Linked DNA regions of Homo sapiens: region 2 is linked to region 1. Evidence: read pairs that join two places in POLR2A ChIA-PET (ENCODE). Cell type or tissue: PC-9. All regions are shown on one strand. Each heading gives the region's core, and the rest is flanking DNA. Links, peaks and the distances in the headings are about the cores only. Region 1 overlaps LLGL2 (LLGL scribble cell polarity complex component 2). Region 2 overlaps MYO15B (myosin XVB).

Region 1 (7,704 bases), core at 1,767-6,766:
GGGAGGATCACTTGAGCCCAGGAGTTGGAGGCTGCAGTGAGCCATGATCAGGTCACTACCCTCCAGCCTGGGTGACAGAATGAGATCCTGTCTCTAAAAAGATTAAAAATTAGGCCGGGCGCGGTGGCTCACGCCTGTGATCCCAGCACTTTGGGAGGCGGAGGCGGGTGGATCACCTGAGATCAGGAGTTCGAGACCAGCTTGGGCAACATGGCGAAACCCCGTCTCTACTAAAAGTATAAAAAATTAGCCTGGCATGGTTGTGGGTGCCTGTAATCCCTGATACTCGGGAGGCTGAGCAGGGAGAATTGCTTGAACCCCGGAGGTGGAGGTTGTGGTGAGCCGAGGTCACACCACTGCACTCCAGCCTGGGCAACAGAGCGAGACTCCCATCTCAAAAAAAAAAAATTAAATATTGAATATTAAAGTCCCCTTCAACTCTCACTCTTGATTCAAATTCTAATGTCAGTGAGGTCAGTGCTAGCAGTAGATGTGCCAGATATAGATAATGTGGAGAGCTTGGGTTTAGTGTGGCTTGGGTCCAGGCTGGGTCCACTTCCCACATCCTTGCTGTTGGCTGTTGGTCCTGTGCCTGCTGCCTTGTGGTTTTTTTGTTGGCTGCAACACCTCCAGCCCTCACGGCAGCATTCCAGGCCTGGAGACGGGGCAGGGGTCAAGGCTCCAGGGCCAGGCCAACTCACACAGAGTTTTGTTTTATGGGGCTAAAAAACTTCTTTATTATTAAACACTCCCTTTTGCAAAAATGCACTGAATATGAATGTACAGTTTAACAGATTCTTGTAGAGCATCCTTGCAGCCTTCCTGCCGGGCATAGAAATAGAACTTTGATGCCCTCCGGAGGTCTTATGCACCCTTCCTAGTCAAGGCTCCCTCTTGCCCCCACATTGACTTTTCCAGAAGTCACTGCCTTGCCTTGCCTTATAATTGTACCGCCTGTGTTTACATCACTGGAGGTTGTGTCCATGTCTCTGTCTTGTTCTACATGCTGCCCTTCTCCCCTTGGTGACATGTCCTAGCCATCTTTCTTTCTTTTTTTTTGGAAATGGAGTCTCACTCTGTCACCCAGGCTGGAGTGCAGTGGCACGATCTCGGCTCACTGCAACCTCCGCCTCCTGGGTTCAAGCAATTCTCCCGCCTCCGCCTCCCAAGTAGCTGGGGTTATAGCCATGTGCCACCACGCCCAGCTAATGTTTTATATTTTTAGTAGAGACAGGGTTTTGCCATGTTGGCCAGGCTGCTCTCAAACTCCTGACCTCAAGTGGCCTGCCCACCTTGGGCTCCCAAAGTGCTGGGATTACAGGCATGAGCCACCACGCTCGGCCATCCACTGCGCCCAGCCCCTAGCCATATTTCTATGCTGGCACATGGAGCAGCCACCTCTGCATAGGGAGCCCCATGGCTGTGCCATGCTGGGGGCCATTCCCCCTGGTGGACGGCATCGGAGGCTCACGGCACTCCCCTCGCCCAGGTTGCCAGAGGAGGCCCGCCACCGGCGTGTGTTCGAGATGGTGGAGGCACTGCAGGAGCACCCTCGAGACCCCAACCAGATCCTGATCGGCTACAGCCGAGGCCTCGTTGTCATCTGGGACCTACAGGGCAGCCGCGTGCTCTACCACTTCCTCAGCAGCCAGGTAGGCAGTGCCCAGGACATGGCAGGCGCCATGTTGCTCTCCCAGGGCCCCAAGTGGCACATACACACTGTGCAGAGGCATGGGGTGCAGGCGATGGGAACGCCGCCTCGGTCCAGCGTGCTGCCCTCTGTCCCTCTCCTCTTCCTCCATAGCAACTGGAGAACATCTGGTGGCAGCGGGACGGCCGCCTGCTCGTCAGCTGTCACTCTGACGGCAGCTACTGCCAGTGGCCCGTGTCCAGCGAAGCCCAGCAACCAGAGCCCCTCCGCAGCCTCGTGCCTTACGGTCAGTGTTTCACCCGCCGGGCAGGGCCCACCCCCAGTGCCTCCTGGATTCAGGTGCAGGTTGCTCAATTCTGAAGCAAACTCCAGGGCCAGAGAGGGTAAAGGCTTTGTCCAAAGCCACACAGCAGGGTTCGCCTCACCCAGTTTCTTGGGGAACTTCTCGGAGCAAGATTCCCAAGCACAGGTCTACCATGTGGATGTGGCATGAGCTAGAGGGATCTGTGCCTGTGGGGACTGACACTTGTCTGAGAGTTTGAGGATCCGTTCAAGCCGATTCCTTTCCTTTCAGGTCCCTTTCCTTGCAAAGCGATTACCAGAATCCTCTGGCTGACCACTAGGCAGGGGTAGGTATCCATGCTGGTCCTCTTTCCTCTCCAGAGCCTTCCTGGAGGGCTAGAAAGGTCACTTAGGCCTCTGCCTGGGAAGTTGGTGCCAGTGAACACTCTCAGGTCCCGTGTTGGGGTCTTGGACACCAGGGAGGGGAGACAGGGTAGACGCTATTCACGTCTCTCAGCGGCCCAATTCCTGCCAAGTTCATTCTTGCTCCTTTCTTCCACCTTCCCAGAGAGACGGTACTGAGCAGCAGGTCTTAAACTCCTTTAGTTGGCAGCCCTGTTTCTTCAGACAAAATCACTCTGGGTGATGTTCAAACAGAATTGGTGGGGGCACCCAGCATGAGGCAGGAGTGGCTGCTGAGACTCAGAGCCCCCAGCCTGGATGCCCTCACCTTACCTCCAAGTCCTCCTGGGCTGTAGCAGTTGGAAGGAGATGGGGTCCAGTCTCCCCTGCTCCTGGGGACCTTGACTGAGTGGTGACTTTGATTGCCGGCCTGTGGCTGTTGAGGCTGTGCCAGGAGCCCCAGCCCACTGCCGCTCCTCTGTGCCTGCCAGGTTGCCCTTCACCATCTTCCAGGGTGGCATGCCACGGGCCAGCTACGGGGACCGCCACTGCATCTCAGTGATCCACGATGGCCAGCAGACGGCCTTCGACTTCACCTCCCGTGTCATCGGCTTCACTGTCCTCACAGAGGCAGACCCTGCAGCCAGTAGGAGAGCTTCGGGAGTGGGTGCCCAGGGTTAGGTGTGGGAGGCATGGGGCAGGACCATCAGTAAAGACAGGGCCAGGTGCAGTGGCTCCTGCCTGTAACCCCAGTGCTGTGGGAGGCCAAGGTGGTAGGATCGCTTGAACCCAGGAGTTCAAGTCCAGCCTGGACAACGTAGGGAGACCCTTGTCTCTACAAAAAATAAAAAAATTAGCCAGGTGTTGTGGCACGTACCTGTAGTCCTAGCTACTCAGGAGGCTGAGGTGGGAGGATCACTTGAGCCTGGGAGGTGGAGGTTGCAGCGAACCAGGATCATGCTACTGTACTCAGCCTGGGTGACATAGCCAGACTGTGTCTCAAAAAAAAAAAAAAAAAGGGCTCTGCACAGATGTTCCTAAGCCTACCACTGTCCTGAGTCCCTTAGCCTCACTGCACCCCAAGGTGCAGTGTCATCAAGCCCTACAGCTCCTTTCTCTGCCTCCCTGCCACCCTCCCCAGCTAGAGACCCAGCCCAGCCACACCTCCTGTCTGCCCCGGGCTCTCTGCCCTTTCCAGACTGTAATGGGACTTAGCCCACAGGGGGCTGATCTGTACTGTTGGATTTAACACCCACCCCGCTGAGGCAAGAGGGTCCTGGCTTAGAGATGGCAAAGCCCGCCTTCTGGGCAGGGCAGAAGGTGGCTGTGCAGCCTCCTGGAGCTCCAGCAGGACCGGCAGAGCCCTGAGTCAGCCTCGTAAATTGTGTGACAGGCAAGACCAGAAAGGGCTGATGTTGAAACCTGGAGAGGAGCCCTGCAGGAGCTCTCCAGGAGGGAGGGCCCTCTCCTAATGATGCTGGCCTGAAAGGGCCTGAGGCCGAAAGGTGAGGGGGCGGGGCTGTTCAGGACACCTGGTCTGTGTACTCACGGCCTCTATCTACCCTGTTCAGGGGAACCCCAAACCTGCTTTTCTTTCTTTCTCAGCCTCTCCTCCCTCCTCACACCCTGGATGCTGAGAGCAGGGCCCAGCTCTGCTCTTTCCACAACATTTGGGCCATGTTGGCACAGAGCGGGGGCCTCTTGGGCTATGGTGGCCACACTCCCCGGGCTAACTGAGTTACCTGATTCCCAGCGGAAAGGTCAGGAAGGGAGGGAAGAAACTTGCTGAGCTACAAATTCGAGACTGCTGGGGCTTTCTAGGACAGGCCACCTTCCTGCAATTGTCCCTCTGTGTCCCCAACTCCCCGCAGTCCCGCAGGCCAGGAGGTGGGTGCCTGATGAGCGGTGCTTCCCTCAGATGATATGTGGGCACCCTGAAGCTCTCACGTAATGGTTCTGCTGTGCCGGGTTGTGACCCAGCTGTCCTTGGTAGGCTCTCCTGTTTAATGAGCAACTGCTATATGCCAGGCCCTGTTCTAGAAACAGATGAGGCCCCTGTTCCCATGGAACTTAGATCTGAGTATGTGGACAGAGTGAGTAGGTTGCCAGATAATGTCAGAGGTAAGAAAAAAGCCAGGCAGAGGACAGCAGTGCTGGTTTAGACAAGGGTTGGCAAGGCCTCCCTGATAAGGGGACGTATTTGCGCAGACACGGAAGCAGTCTGATGGAAGGCTTGCCCTGTAGGGACCTGGGGTGCAGACTGAGCTGGGAGGGCTCTTGGCTTGCTCCAATGAGGTAGGGGCGAAGAGAGGGCAGAATGGCCCCCGTGCTGGTCCAGATGTGGCCAGCGCCAGATCGTATAGAGCCGTGGAGGCACGGTAAGGACTTGGGGTTTGAGGGAGATGAGGGCCCTGAGCAGGGGTGCCATGATCTAGCCTCTGCTCCAGAAGGATCTGTCTGGCTGCCATGTGGGGGACACGGAGTGGAGCAAAGACGGGAGCCCAGTGAGAGTCGAGGGAGAGGTGACCTCAGCTTGGGCTGCGGTGCAGGCCATGGGACTGGCAGGAGGTGGCTGGGGTTACGCTGTCTTTTCTAACATTCAGCATTGGCTCAGGGGCCAGGTCAGGGCTCACAGACTGTTGCTATAAAGGGCTGGGTGGCTTTCTTCCCCACAGCTACTCAGCCTAATGCCATTGCAGAGCACATGTAGCCATGGACAACACAAGGGGCGTATCCGTGTTCCAGGACAGCCATATTGACAGGAATAGGCAGGAGGCCAGATTTGGTCCTCAGGCTGTAATTTCTTGGCCCCTTGTCTAGGGAGAGGTAAACGAGGGGAGGAGAGATCAGTCAAGGATGACGTGAGGGTTTGCTGGGAGCACCAGGAATCCTGGAGAAGGTAGTGGCAAGAGGGTGCAGCAAGCTCAGCTGGGCGGGGATCAAGTCTGAGGACTTAATGTCTCCTCTGATCTCCAGACCCATAAGGGAGATGCTGAGTAGACAACTGGGGCTTATGGGTCTGGAGTTCAGAGGAGAGATCGGGAAGGTGTCCATTTGGAGTCATCCACGCAGAGATGTGTGAAGGCTGCTCAATGATTTTGAGGTTTAAAGAAAAAAAGAGATGTGAAACCAGGGGCCCTGATGAGGCTGCCCAGGTGGTAAGGAAGACAGAAGAGAAGCCATGGGACAGCTGAGCCCGGGCACCCTCAAGCCTTGGAGGCATGAAGTTTGGTGGGGATCTGGCAAAGAACACCTGGGAGCAGCCAGCGGGCAGCAGACCCCAGAGTAGCAGGGAAGACAAGCACTTCAAAGAGGCAGCGTCAGCCAGGGGCAGTGGCTCAGCTGTAATCCTAGCACTTTGGGAGGCCAAGGATGGCAGATCACCTGAGGTTAGGGGTTCGAGACTAGCCTGGCCAACATGGTGAAACCCTGTCTCTACTAAAAATAAAAAATTAGCCAGGCATTGGTGGTATGTGCCTGTAATCCCAGCTACTCGAGAGGCTGAGGCAGGAGAATCTCTTGAACCCGGGAGGCAGAGGTTGCAGTGAGCCGAGATCATGCCATTGCACTCCAGCCTGGGCAACAAGAGCGAAACTCCGTCTCAAAAAATAAAAAAGAAAAACAAAAATTAGCCAGGCGTGGTGGTGAGTGCCTGTAATCCCAGCTACTTGGGAAGCTGAGGCAGGAGAATCGCTTGAACCCGGGAGGCGGAGGTTGCAGTGAGCTGAGATCGCACCACTACACTCCAGCCTGGGTGACAGAGCAAGACTCCATCTCAAAAAAAAAAGAGAAAAAAAAGACTGGGCACAGTGGCTCATGCCTGTAATCCCAGCATTTTGGGAGGCCAAGGTGGGAAGATCACTTGAGCCCAGGAGTTCAACACCAGCCTGAGCAACATGGCGAAACCCTGTCTCTACCAAAAATACAAAAGTTAGCTGGGTATCGTGGCTCACACCTGTAATCCCAGCTACTTGGGAGCCTGAGGCAGGAGGATCGCTTGAACCTGGAGGTGGAGGTTGCAATGAGCCGAGATCACACCACTGTACTCCAGCCTGGGCGACAGAGTGTGAAACCCTGTCTCGAGAAAAGAAAAAAAAAAAAAAAGACAAATGGTTTAATCATCCAGCGCACATTTATTGAGCACTAGCTGGGTCCAGGCCTGAGTGAGGTGATGTGATTGTGTGCAGTAAAGAAAATGCCACCCCTAGCAACTGGTGTGCTGAAGACCACGCGTGCTGCTGCCTGTGGGGAGAGGCTTGACAGGTGCATCTGAGCAGGGAGAGCAGGCCCCATGGAGGAGAAACCAGGGAAGAGGGTTGGCAGGCACAGCTGCATGCCTCTGGGGTGCCTATCCTGGTTGGGACCCTGCCTTCCAGCCAGGTGTATCCCCCCAGGAGCCCTGTGCCAGGGAGCTCTCAGCAGCCTTGCATGCAGAGCCAGGGCTACTGCCCACACCTGCTGCCCTCCTGGAGATGGAAAGGCTTTGCTCAAGCAGCCAAGAACAGGGCTTTCTGGATCTGCAGATGCCCTGGCTCCAACCCTGGAGCTTCTGATTCCACAGAGCTGGGCTGCTTCCTCCTGGCCCCGGCCCCTGACCCTTGCCCTGTACCCCAGCCTTTGACGACCCCTATGCCCTGGTGGTGCTGGCTGAGGAGGAGCTGGTGGTGATTGACCTGCAGACAGCAGGCTGGCCACCGGTCCAGCTGCCCTACCTGGCTTCTCTGCACTGTTCCGCCATCACCTGCTCTCACCACGTCTCCAACATCCCGCTGAAGCTGTGGGAGCGGATCATTGCCGCCGGCAGCCGGCAGAACGCACACTTCTCCACCATGGTAGGTCTGGCCCTGGCCCCAGCCCCAGCCCCACCGCAAGCCAAACTCTCCCATGGACTTCTTGGTCTCTTTTTCTAGGAGTGGCCAATTGATGGTGGCACCAGCCTGACCCCAGCCCCACCCCAGAGGGACCTGCTGCTCACAGGGTAGGGTACTTTGATGCTACCCCACCTCTTCCCAGTAGGATATGTGGGGTGGGAGCAGAGCCCTGAGGTGGACGAGCCAGCCCCTGGGCATCCCGGCTGGCATCCCTCTCACGCCTGGCAGGTGGGTTCTGCCCACAGGCACGAGGACGGCACGGTGCGGTTCTGGGATGCCTCGGGTGTCTGCCTGCGGCTGCTCTACAAACTCAGCACTGTGCGCGTGTTCCTCACCGACACGGACCCCAACGAGAACTTCAGTGCCCAGGGCGAGGACGAGTGGCCCCCACTCCGCAAGGTGAGGCCAGGAGCCTGGGACCCAGGAAGGGCAGAGGCCAGCTGGGTCCTGTCCCCGTGGCTGCTCACAGGGCCCCTCCCCTTCTCCAGGTGGGCTCCT
Region 2 (5,106 bases), core at 1-5,000, 59 kb after region 1:
ACAGGCTAAGTCTCTGCAGTGCTTACAATGAGATAACTTATGTGTCTGGGAGTGAGAGGTCACTGGAGAGTAAGAATGCAGGGAAGGGGCTGCTGCAGTGGAGAAGGCTTTGTGGCAGAAGCCTTCCTACAGGGAGGGAAGGAGTGAGCACGGGGTGACAGAGAAGGGCAGGCAACAGTTCAGATGTGGGGGGAAGCCTCGGCACCATCACGCACCGGGACCAGCGTGGCTGAGCCTAGTGAGCTGCAGGGAGAACGGAGGATGAGGATGGGGAGCGGATGGTGGGTCCAGGCCACCACAGGCCTTGTAGCCATCATTGGCCTCTGATTTTTGGAGAGATGGGAAACCACCAGAGGATTCTGGAGAGAGACTCGGCTTACATTTCACAGGGTCACTCGGCTGTTGTTTGAGATTCTGGGTGTCTAAGTTTAAAAGCAAAAGGAAGTTATTGCAGTGGTCCCAGGTGAGGGATGGTGCTGGCAGCAAGGGAGAAGCAGAAGATTGAGCCAGCAGAGTGTGCTGACCAATTGCATGTGGGCTACGGGAAGGAGGACAACTACTGTCTTCAAGGAGCAGGTCTTGGCTGGTGGAGGAAATCTGTTTTGGACACGTGAGGTCTGAAATCCCAGACTTCCCAGTGGAGGAGTCTGGGGTTCAAGGGAGAAGGCTGGAGGCAGGCACCAGGAGTCATCAAATGGGACCAGCTGAGGACACGGGGAGAAGGGCAGACAGAGAGAGGTTCAAGGGCACAGCACCGCTCAGAGGTCAGGGAGTTAAGGTGGAGCCAGCAGAGATGAGTAAGAGATCAGAGAAGCAGGGGCCGGGCGCGGCGGCTCCCGCCTGTAACCCCAGCACTTTGGGAGGCCGAGGCAGGTGGATCACCTGAGGTAGGAGTTGCAGACCAGCCCGGCCAACATGGTGAAACCCCGTCTCTACTAAAAACACAAAAATTAGCTGGGCGTGGTGGAGCACACCTGTAGTACTCGGAAGGTTGAGGCAGGAGAATCGCTAGAACCCAGGAGGGTGGAGGTTGCAGTGAGCCAAGATGGCACCACTGCACTCCAGCCTGGGTGACAGGGCAAGACTGTCTCAAAAAAATAAAAAATAAATGAAAAGGCCGGGCACGGAGGCCCACATCTGTAATCCCAGCACTTTGGGAGGCCAAGGCGGGTGGATCACCTGAGGTCAGGAGTTCGAGATTAAACCTGGCCAACGTAGTGAAACCCCATCTCTGCTAAAAATACAAAAGTTAGCTGGGCGTGGTGGCACGCGCCTATTAATACTTGGGAGGCTGAGGCAGGAGAATTGCTTGAACCTGGGAAGCAGATTGCAGTGAGCTGAGATCATGCCATTGCATTCCAGCCTGTGTGACAGAGGGAGACGGGAGCAGCGAAGAAAGTAACTGAGTAGCCAGTGCAGTGATGTCTTAAGCTGAGAGAGACATCTTGAGCCAGCCCCAGCCCATGGCCTAGCAGGGTTTCTCCAGGGCTTCAGACCCCAGGCTCACCGCTGCCATCCCTCACCCCACCTGCCCTTCCTGTCCCCACAGCTGTGCCAGCAGGAGAAGCTGAGGGATGAGATTTACTGCCAGGTTATCAAGCAGGTCACGGGACACCCCCGGCCGTGAGTGGGGACCGGTGGCTTCTGGGGGTGGCTTCTGGGGGCAGCTGGGCACTGTGGCCTGGCCAGCCTGAAGCCCGAGCGCTCTGCCCTGCAGGGAACACTGCACTCGAGGCTGGAGCTTCCTCAGCCTTCTCACAGGCTTCTTCCCCCCGTCGACCAGGCTGATGCCCTACCTGACCAAGTTTCTGCAGGATTCAGGCCCCAGCCAAGGTGCCCGTGGGAAGGGGAGATGGAGGAGAGGCAGGGGTTTCTAGGACTGGGAACTTGGTGGGCTTGGGGAGACATGGCCATCTCATAACCCCAGGCTGGCTTCTCTGCAGAGCTGGCCCGGAGCAGCCAGGAGCACCTCCAGCGCACAGTCAAATATGGGGGGCGCCGGCGGATGCCCCCACCGGGTGAAATGAAGGCTTTCCTGGTACTGGGGGTGGCGGATGGGCATTGTGGGACACCCTGGGGTGGGGAGTGTCTCCTACAGGAGACCACTGGCCGACTGACCCTGCAACCTGCCTTGGCAGAAAGGACAAGCGATTCGCCTGCTTCTTATTCACCTGCCGGGGGGTGTGGATTATAGGACGAATATCCAGACTTTCACAGTGAGCTTGGGGGCCACCAAGGGAGGAGGCCTTGGGCATCAGTTCTGGGTCCCCCAGCCTCCCTCCCCCTCATCACAGTCTGTCCACATGCCCAGGTAGCAGCAGAAGTGCAGGAGGAGCTGTGCCGGCAAATGGGTATCACGGAGCCTCAGGAAGTGCAGGAATTCGCCCTCTTCCTCATCAAAGAGAAGAGTAAGCTTGGGGACGGAGCCTCACGGTGGGGCCACTCCCCTGCCCAGGGGTGAGGTGGTTTGGTTTCTGCTGGGGTGGCAGGGCCGGGTGTGTGTGGTCTGAGCAGCAGTGGACCTAGGCTCCCCATGCAGGCCAGCTGGTGCGGCCCCTGCAGCCCGCCGAATACCTCAACAGCGTGGTAGTGGACCAGGACGTGAGCCTGCACAGCCGGCGGCTCCACTGGGAGACCCCACTGCACTTCGATAACTCCACCTACATCAGCACCCACTACAGCCAGGTCAGCCTGCCTGCCTCCGAGCTGCTGCTGCAGTTTGAGGGCGCGGCTTCCTGCCTGGGCGACCTCCAAGCCCCTCTCCCCACAAGGGTGTGGGTCTGTGGTGGCTGGGGGGTGACAGTGGCAAAAGGAGGCTTGAGCCTCTAGAGCCACCAACTGATGGGGGGCTTTGGACCACCGCTGCCCTCCTCACCGTGCTCCCCGCACAGGTGCTGTGGGACTACCTTCAGGGGAAGCTGCCAGTCAGCGCCAAGGCAGACGCGCAGCTCGCCAGGCTGGCCGCCCTGCAGCACCTCAGCAAGGCCAACAGGAATACCCCCTCAGGGTGAGTGGAGGCACCTCCCGCCCCTAAGCCCCTCCCCTTCTCTAAGGTCAAGGCCATTTGACTGGTACCCTTCCTGGCCCTAAATGGACTGGCCAGGAGCAGCGGGGCCTGTGAACATCTGTCCTCTCCACCCCACCCCGAGCTCCTCTGGTGCAGGACCCTCACCTCATTCATGTGTATGGATGTCTAGTCTTGCCCACAATAGGCACTGGTTATTTGGCACGTGCTGTATGCCCAGCCCTGTACCAGGTGGTCAGGGGCCAAACTGACCCTGGTCACACATCCTAGGCAGGACCTGCTAGCTTACGTGCCAAAGCAGCTGCAACGGCAGGTGAACACGGCCTCCATCAAGAACCTGATGGGTCAGGAGCTGAGACGGCTGGAAGGACACAGCCCCCAGGAAGCACAGATCAGCTTCATTGGTGGGTCTGGGACTAGGGGACCGCTGGGTGGGGGCTGGAGGCCAAGAGGGAAGGAATGCAGGTAGAGGGGCGAGGAGGGGTCTGCGCCTGCCCTGTCCCTCTCAGCTGACCTGGGGGACCAAGCAGAGCAGGTTCCAGGGCCCCAGCAGTCAGATTTCCTGCCTGCACCCTCTCCACCCGCAGAGGCCATGAGCCAGCTGCCCCTCTTCGGCTACACCGTCTATGGGGTGCTGCGAGTGAGCATGCAGGCCCTGTCCGGACCCACTCTCCTGGGGCTCAACCGCCAGCATCTCATCCTCATGGACCCCAGCTCCCAGGTGGGCACAGCTCTTGCCTCAGCACTGGCCTAGGGACCCTTGGGCTGTTCCATCACCCACAATGACCCCTCCCCGGAGAGGAGACCAGCCCTGCTCTCTGCTGCCCCCAGAGCCTGTACTGCCGCATTGCCCTGAAGAGCCTGCAGCGGCTCCACCTGCTAAGCCCTCTGGAGGAGAAGGGGCCCCCTGGCCTGGAAGTCAACTATGGCTCAGCTGACAACCCCCAGACCATCTGGTTTGAGCTGCCACAGGTGAGTGGCCAGGCCTCTGGCCACCTTGCGAAGGTGGATGTGAGGGCCTTGCCCCAGCATGGCGTGCAGTGGGAGCCCAGGCCCAGGCCGATGCCCACTGCTCCGGAGTGCTGTGGGCCGGGGCAGAGGCGAGGGGCTGGCTGGGGAGCCCTCTTGTAACAGGCCTTTCTCTGGGCAGGCCCAGGAGCTGCTATACACCACTGTCTTCCTGATAGACAGCAGTGCCTCTTGCACTGAGTGGCCCAGCATCAACTGAGAGGAGTGCAGGCCGGGGAGAGAAGAGGATGAGGCCTCCCCCGGCCCAAGTCTCACCCACATGGTCTGCCTTGGATGCTATCAGATCACTGTTCTAGAACCTGCCTCAGCACAGCCCAGCCGGCCCACATGCAGGCCATGAGGCAGGGGCTGCTATCACGTCACCAGCAGGCAAAGAAAACAGCCAGACCCTCTCCAGGACGGCCTGGGGCCAAAGCGGGCTGCAGGAACTCGGCTGGGGCACCTGAGGTTGCCCAGTCTGAGGGAGATGCCCACCCGACCCCAGGCTCCGCCCAGGCCCCACATTAGCACAAGCCCAGGCATGGGAGAAACAGCTGCTGAGGAAATAAAACTCCCTGGAGAAAAGGGCTGTGTGCACGCCTGCATGCCCCACAACAACACAACTTTATTCCTCTCCCAAACATCTGTCAGGCCTGGCCTTCCTGAGCAGGAGCTGAGCAGGAACAGGGCCTGGCTGCCTCTCCTCTGCCACAGCTCTGACCTGGGCAAGGCTGGAAGCTGGCATCGTAATGGATGGGGGAGTGGGTGGAGGATCTGAGGGTCCCCTGGGTAGGTTCCGATACCTTGGACAGGTGGGCCTCATCCTGACTTAGAACTCGGGGAGGGGCCACTCTTCCTTCCCCTTCTTCCAGCAGCAGCTCCACCACCCTCCACCTTCTGTCCTCGACATGTGTCCCAGAAAACCCAGCCATGAGGACCGCTCTGAGAAGGGTCTATAGGCTTTGCAAGCAGAAAGAAAGGTGGGCTGACCTCTGACCTGGATTCAGGGGGTGTCTGGGGTCATCCCCAAAGCCAAGTATGGTTGGAAAGGAGAAGGACTGAGAAAAGACGAT

The links. Peaks named below come from ENCODE experiments on the same cell type or tissue, not always from the same donor. Only the 100,000 strongest peaks of a DNase experiment are listed, where the experiment ranks them.
Region 2: POLR2A ChIA-PET joins it to region 1 with 8 read pairs; 6 of 35 experiments call an interaction of 5 or more read pairs at or near these places.

The regions. Positions count from the first base shown.
Region 1 is chr17:75,561,527-75,569,230 of GRCh38, forward strand. LLGL2 (LLGL scribble cell polarity complex component 2) reads left to right here. Exons shown (of 26, transcript NM_001031803.2): 7 at 1,490-1,652; 8 at 1,805-1,937; 9 at 2,226-2,280; 10 at 2,827-2,981; 11 at 6,950-7,167; 12 at 7,246-7,313; 13 at 7,452-7,605; 14 at 7,695-7,704. Among named protein-coding and RNA genes, the nearest start is that of MYO15B, 22 kb to the right of the region's middle. RefSeq lists a silencer at 662-956 and an enhancer at 5,363-5,512. In PC-9, for the core only: no CTCF peak of the experiment used is centred there; a DNase peak (open chromatin) is centred at 3,755.
Region 2 is chr17:75,622,232-75,627,337 of GRCh38, forward strand. It overlaps MYO15B (myosin XVB), which reads left to right. Exons shown (of 64, transcript NM_001395058.1): 54 at 1,550-1,623; 55 at 1,718-1,833; 56 at 1,944-2,038; 57 at 2,139-2,216; 58 at 2,312-2,408; 59 at 2,540-2,685; 60 at 2,892-3,007; 61 at 3,296-3,429; 62 at 3,613-3,746; 63 at 3,857-3,997; 64 at 4,176-4,618. The coding sequence ends at 4,253. RECQL5 (RecQ like helicase 5) reads right to left here. Exons shown (of 20, transcript NM_004259.7): 20 at 4,623-5,106. Among named protein-coding and RNA genes, the nearest start is that of SMIM5, 8.6 kb to the right of the region's middle. In PC-9, for the core only: CTCF peaks have their summits at 3,859 and 4,061; no DNase peak of the experiment used is centred there.